Regions from separate parts of the Homo sapiens genome. Here region 1 is linked to region 2. A link is a contact called in ENCODE Hi-C data. All regions are on one chromosome and are shown on one strand. The core of a region is the stretch at or near the end of the contact, and the rest is flanking DNA. Distances in the headings are between cores, read along the strand shown. Region 1 holds the start of SKIC3 (SKI3 subunit of superkiller complex). Region 2 holds the start of LYSMD3 (LysM domain containing 3).

What was found. A loop is a pair of places that touch in the nucleus more often than their neighbours do. Pooled maps may share reads with other maps.
Region 1: a loop to region 2 is called in a map of B cell, with 25 times the contacts of the local background. The contact joins the promoter of SKIC3 here to the promoter of LYSMD3 in region 2. A Hi-C loop is called at or near these places in 2 of 168 maps with a recorded cell type or tissue (B cell and CD4-positive, alpha-beta memory T cell) and 9 of 50 pooled maps.

The regions. Positions count from the first base shown.
Region 1 is chr5:95,553,464-95,556,608 of GRCh38, forward strand. SKIC3 (SKI3 subunit of superkiller complex) reads right to left here and starts at 1,514. Exons shown (of 43, transcript NM_014639.4): 1 at 1,473-1,514. ARSK (arylsulfatase family member K) reads left to right here and starts at 1,638. Exons shown (of 8, transcript NM_198150.3): 1 at 1,638-1,941. The coding sequence starts at 1,816.
Region 2 is chr5:90,528,125-90,531,104 of GRCh38, forward strand. LYSMD3 (LysM domain containing 3) reads right to left here and starts at 1,460. Exons shown (of 3, transcript NM_198273.2): 1 at 1,324-1,460. RefSeq lists enhancers at 731-1,231, 1,857-2,116 and a silencer at 1,497-1,746.

The sequences.
Region 1 (3,145 bases), core at 264-2,763, 5.0 Mb after region 2:
TACCTTCCGTGCTGTATTATTATTTCATGTATGCTTGGTTTTGCTTCCCTGAAATCTAAACTCATGTAAACTGAGACTATTGTTTAGGGGTTTTTTTGTTTTTGTTTTTTTTTTGAGATGGAGTTTTGCTCTTGTTGCCCAGGCGGAGTGCAAAGGTGCGATCTCAGCTCACTGCAACCTCCACCTCCTGGGTTCAAGTGATTCTCCTGCCTCAGCCTCCCTAGTAGCTGGGATTACAGGCGCCCGCCACCACGCCCAGTATTTTGCGTATTTTTCGTAGAGACGGGGTTTCACCATGCTGGCCAGGCTGGTCTCGAACCCCTAACCTTCGGTGATCCGCCCGTCTCGGCTTCCCAAAGTGCTGGGATTACAGGCGTGAGCCACCGCGCCCAACACTGTTTACGTTTTTGCATGCTCCCGCAGATCTTTATCATGCTGCTTGAGTAACAATTCTGCTACACTAACAGATAAACTAACTGCAGACAGAGCATTTAGTGAGTTACGGCACAGACTCTTCAATTTTCAGTCGTGCTCTGACTGGCTCCCTGTGTAAACTCAGGCCAGTCATTTAACCTCTCTAAGCCTGTTTTCCTATCTGCAATATGGTGAAAGTGAGGATTATAGAAAATATTCCATATAAAAGTACGTGGCACGCAGCAGATGCTCAGTAAATGCTTAGTATAACGCTCAGCACCTAAGTGCCATGTGAGTATTAAATAAACAAATCTGTTCCTTACTACAATTATCTTAGGCAAAAAAAAACCTGCCAGATATTAGTATTCAGTTGACTTAAGTAAGTAGTATAACTCCTCTTTTAACTGTCAGAATATTAAAACTACTAGTGTGATGTGCAAATTATATACCCGAAACTAGATACAGAAATTGGAATTTGGCTTTGGGACAGAAATCTGCTTCTTCCAGAACTCTCCAAAGGAATTCAACAGTCAAAAGAGACCGGTTTTTATTCTGCAGCAAAACAATGATATTCTGAACCTACGTCAACTAACTGAACATGTCACACAGCCCATTTCCCCCTCCAGTTTCGCTTATCTCCTTTGCTCTCTGAAGGCAAGGAACAGCTATGCTTTCCCCTGCCTACAGCCTGAAACTTCTTACTAGGCCCCGCTCCTCGCCCCATGGGAGCACAGTAAATCCTGACTGCACGGGGTAAGAGAAGCAATAAGATGAGACAGGCTAGAGATTTCCCTGGGAAGGTATTCGGGGGGGTCTAAGGCATTCACGGCGCACCTGAGGCGGTCCACCCAGAGGCCCCACAAGGCACCGCCCTATTCAACTTAAGTGACAGCCGCGCCGCCACCTCATCGCCGCCCAGTTCACGCTCTCGCCGAACACTCAGCCACGCTTGCGCGGCCCAAAATGAACAGCCCCGGCCCCGATCCTTTCTTTCTCTAAGTACCATTTCAATCGCCTTTAGGATCCCTTGTGCAAAACCGACAGAAATCCAAACCCACCTGGAGCAGATGCTCCTCTTCTACAAACGCCGAGGCTGCAATGAGAGCGCATGCGCCTTTCCCAGGACTCATTCACGTGACTGGAAGTGGCTGGGTTCTGATTTGCTCGGTATTTGATTAAAAGGTCTTAACGTGGGTAAAAGCGGGAATTTCTCTGTTGCGCATGTGCGCGCTCTCCGCCTGATAGGAGTTGTAGTTCTGCGGGTGAAGCTCGGCGTTACTATCAAGCAACCAAACTGCAAGCTTTGGGAGTTGTTCGCTGTCCCTGCCCTGCTCTGCTAGGGAGAGAACGCCAGAGGGAGGCGGCTGGCCCGGCGGCAGGCTCTCAGAACCGCTACCGGCGATGCTACTGCTGTGGGTGTCGGTGGTCGCAGCCTTGGCGCTGGCGGTACTGGCCCCCGGAGCAGGGGAGCAGAGGCGGAGAGCAGCCAAAGCGCCCAATGTGGTGCTGGTCGTGAGCGACTCCTTCGTAAGTACCGCGAGGCAGGGGAGGGGCGCCCCGCTGGGGATCGGCGACCTCACCGCCGCCGCCTGTGCTGCAGGCTTTGGGGAGCAGAACCTGAGACATTTTCAAACACCTTTTACCCCGATGCAAAGAAAGAAATACATTTTATGTGAGGCCCCGTGTACTCACACGTACACCACATACCTATGCAAACATGTAAAACAATAGTGAAACACTGAAAACATCTTTGCAGATCTTTTTTTTTTAATACTGACCTCGATTCGCTAAATTATTTTACCACGACTAATGAACTTTCAGTCCATACCCCCGTTTGGTTTAATTGTGTGGTAAAATAACATTCTGCATCTCCATAAAAGCGTGTTAGCTTTCCAAAAGTCATTTTCCAGTTCACCTCAAGTTTGCAGGAATTCATGTTTGGGTGAGAAGTGAAGAAAGTTTATTTTTATTACCCAGGTCTGTGATAATCCTGTTAGTGCTGATTCAAATGGAATCGTTGGTATAACTTGATTCACTCCCCCGTATTCCAGAGAAATTGTGTGTATGTGTGTGTGTTGGTAATGTGGCTGAATCCCAAACTTAAACAGTTTTTGAAACTTTCCCAAGCCAAAGGTGCTACTGTCAACCTTACGCGATGCTTTTAGGATGATCCATGTTTTAAAAAGTGCTGCTTAGACAATTGTTTGGTTATTAATTGTAATATTAGTTTATTATCACTCGGTGTTACTGTGGTCACACAGATGTTGGTGTTAAGCATATCTGGCACTAAAGAGTGTTTGTAATCATATGTTGTATTTCCTTTCTCGTAGATTCCTGATGATTAAAATTACATAGTCTGGATGTGCCCATGGGATTTTTTGAAAATATTACTTAAAGTTATCTTTGTGATTTAAACTTAGAGAATGGGCAGTACTGGAAATTGACTAGATGGCATTTTATTACAGAGTGCTCTTGTAATCAAAGGCAAATGAAGGAAGCAGGATTGTGCAGAGGAGAAGCTGAATTTTGTTGCCATCTTATGAATGACAGTTCTCAAACTAGTATGGTGCTTCAGAGCTGCTTTCCAATAGGAGTGAGGAGAACAGACCTTTCCACCTGCATGTTGGATGGCCACTGGTTGTGGGCTGCTCCTAGAATGGGGCATGGTGTTGGGCAAAGCAGCTGTCTTCAGCAGAGGCAATTGTTCATTCCTAAAAGGGAATCCGAATGT
Region 2 (2,980 bases), core at 210-2,709:
CCAGGTCTTTTTTTAATCTTGTGTCTTTAACCTAGGGAATGTCTTTGAATCCTGTAGATTCCAGGCAAATTTTATACATATGTATATTTTTCTGGGGAGAATTTTCATTGCTTCATATTCTCAAAAGGCATCCATGATCAAAAAAGTTAAGACTTAATATACAGCAATTTACACTTGGCTATACCGACCTACTTATGTGTCTTGTTAGACAGTTTCACCCTAATAATTTGTACTTAGAACTTCAAAATTGGCTTAGTAGTGCAGCTAACTGAAAATCACTAAGCAATGCCCCAAAGCCATTTTAGATACTTGTTTCTATCAACCTCTCTCCACGATATATTTCTAAATATAATTTAAAGGTCAGAACTTCACCTGTCTCACTATCTCTCCACTCCCCTTTATAATGAAATGCAGGCAGCTGACTATCGTGTTACAAATCTGGGTATTCTGAATGATCAAGAACTGGCTGTGTCTTCAACCGAAGTGAACAGACTGACCCAGGCGATCACTCCAGTCTACTACTCAGAGATTAGAAAATACATAATATTTAAGTCATCTGGCTCAATTCTATTCACCTCTCTTAATTCTCTTAGAGCAGGAAAAAGGCACGAACTCCCTTTCAGAAACTTGGAACAAGCCTGCGTGCTACCTAGATTACGAGGGGCCACAAAACAGTGTTAAAGCATTCTTCAGCTCAGTCTGTAACTGAAAACGGTTTCCCAAACACCTTCGTACTGTAGAATGGCTGCTGGGTGTTTCGCCTTGACCTTCTTTAACTAAGCAAGGTGCAATAAGAGGGTCACAGGGCACAAGTTAAAGCTGCAAAGGGACAGAATCAAAGGCACCCTATCCGCTGCCAGGGACAATTTTGTTTTTTAAAACTTAACTACCTCCTCCCTCTGTATTCCACACGTCAAGTTTTTCTTTCCCTGCTATCGTCAGCGAAGATTACGTCTCAGAGTCTTCTGTCACAGCATGACACTTGAACGATGTGACAAGATGCCGTCAGCGAATATTTCACGCCAACATAAAGTCGTGGGAGAAATGCTGTGTTTGGGTGGGAAATTAGCTGCCCAGGTAATCCAGCAGGTAGGCGTCCTTCCTCTGAGCCTCAGTTTCCCCGACAGTGTGACAAGAGGGCCTGGCAGGGCTGGTCTGGAAGTTCTTCCCTGTCTCGGGGGTGTCCGCCACACGGGCCGAGCCCGGCCCTGCAGCCCCCACCACACCTGTGGCCGAGGCTCAGCGCCTCCCGTGAGGACGCAGCTGGGGCTCAACCCCGCCCTCCTGGACCGGGCTACCCTCACCTCCTGCCACCATCTTTACCTGTCCCCGTTAGCAGGGAGCACTCTGCGAGAAGATGGCCAAAAGGTCCGCCGCCGCCGCTGTCCCGGGTAAGTTCATGGCCGAGCCTCTGCTTTGGGCTGACCCCGTCCGCCTCCGCCTCTGCCGCCAACGTCTCCGCCTTCCGGGCCGTACGCCGCCGCCACGTCCGCAAACCTGAGATGCGTCATCGCGTCAAGTGGGCGGAGGTGGGAAGGGGCGGGGGAGGACGCGGAGGGCAGCCCAAAACGGGGGAGTCCAACCACAGGTCCACGCCCGGCACGCAGGCGCAGGGACTCCTCCGGGGCCCGGGGGCGGGTCCAATCCCCGGGCCCGGGGGCGGGTCCAATCCCCAGCCCCGCCCTTGACTCCGCTCCTTCCGTGCCGCTTCACTCCCCGAGGAAAAGATTTGGTGGCCAAGTCAGCGGATCCAACCCGCGACCACCAGCGACCTACTGGCTGCGTCTTTGTCCAGCGTCCACACTGCGCTGGCAGAGACTGTCGGGTGCACCCTGAGGACGAGGCGTGGCTCAGGATGTGTCGGGGAGCTGTCTTGCATTTTTTTCTTGCTGTGCATCTCGAATTTTCTTTAGGGTGGGAAAGGACACCTCAAAAACACTGTTGACATCACGGTTTCAGAAAATTGCGCCATGTTTGTTACCCTTTTCATGCTGAAGACTCCAGACTGCTGCAGAAGAGGCAGAATTCTGGAGAGAAATCCTTGGGGGACCGAGGACGAGGGTTGGAGGGGGTTGTCTCACCCTTCCTGTTTTTAGGTGAGGGAAGTGAGCCACCTAGAGTCAGGCCCCAGGAAATGTTTTCCCTGGCTCGAGGAGTCAAGGGAGTCAACAAATTGTAATCTAACTTATTTTGGTTTGAAAATTAACTGAGTCATTGGTAGTCACCATTGGACTCTATGGAATATTAGCTTATTAAATAAACTCATGACTTCATACATGATTTTTATCACAAATGTGTTAAATGAGTATCATAATGTGTTTGAATTTATGTATGACTTTGGCAAAAGCCGCAACTACTTTTGCACCAACCTAATTAATGAATGTAAAGCATTTTAATGAGTCTGATGTCTCTCAGTGTTGATATTAGAGACGTTGCACTTTGACAACCATGCTAACTGTTACGACAATATCCATTTTAGGCACAAATAGCTGGGGTGCAGGGTGCAGAGCAGTGCTTTTCAGAATGTCTGAATATTTATACATTAGAAAGCCTTTGAAGCTTGGTTTTAAATTGTTTTTCAAAGAGTATGTTTTTGGTTTTCTGGTAAGTGCCTCTGCAAAGGTTAGGAGTTTTGCATTGCAATAGTTTTCTTTTATTAGCAGGGATAGGCACTGTGCTTCCCAGCGCCACAAAAAAAAACTGCAGGAGAAGACTTTTTTAAAAAGTTTGTCTGAATTGTTCTGTGTGTTGTTGCCCTCATGACACCCCTGTCTGTAACCATTTATCACTGAGACGTTCTCTCATCAGCAGACAAAGGATATATTCCCTGCTTGATATGTAGGACTTCGGCTGCTTAGCCCTCATGAATGTTAATGGGAATACAACCTTCTTTCTGTCTATAGGTTACTTTTCTTATTTTAATGTCAATAGACAGCGGAATTAATGTGAGAGCCAAAGTGATAGATTTCAAGCACTTCTA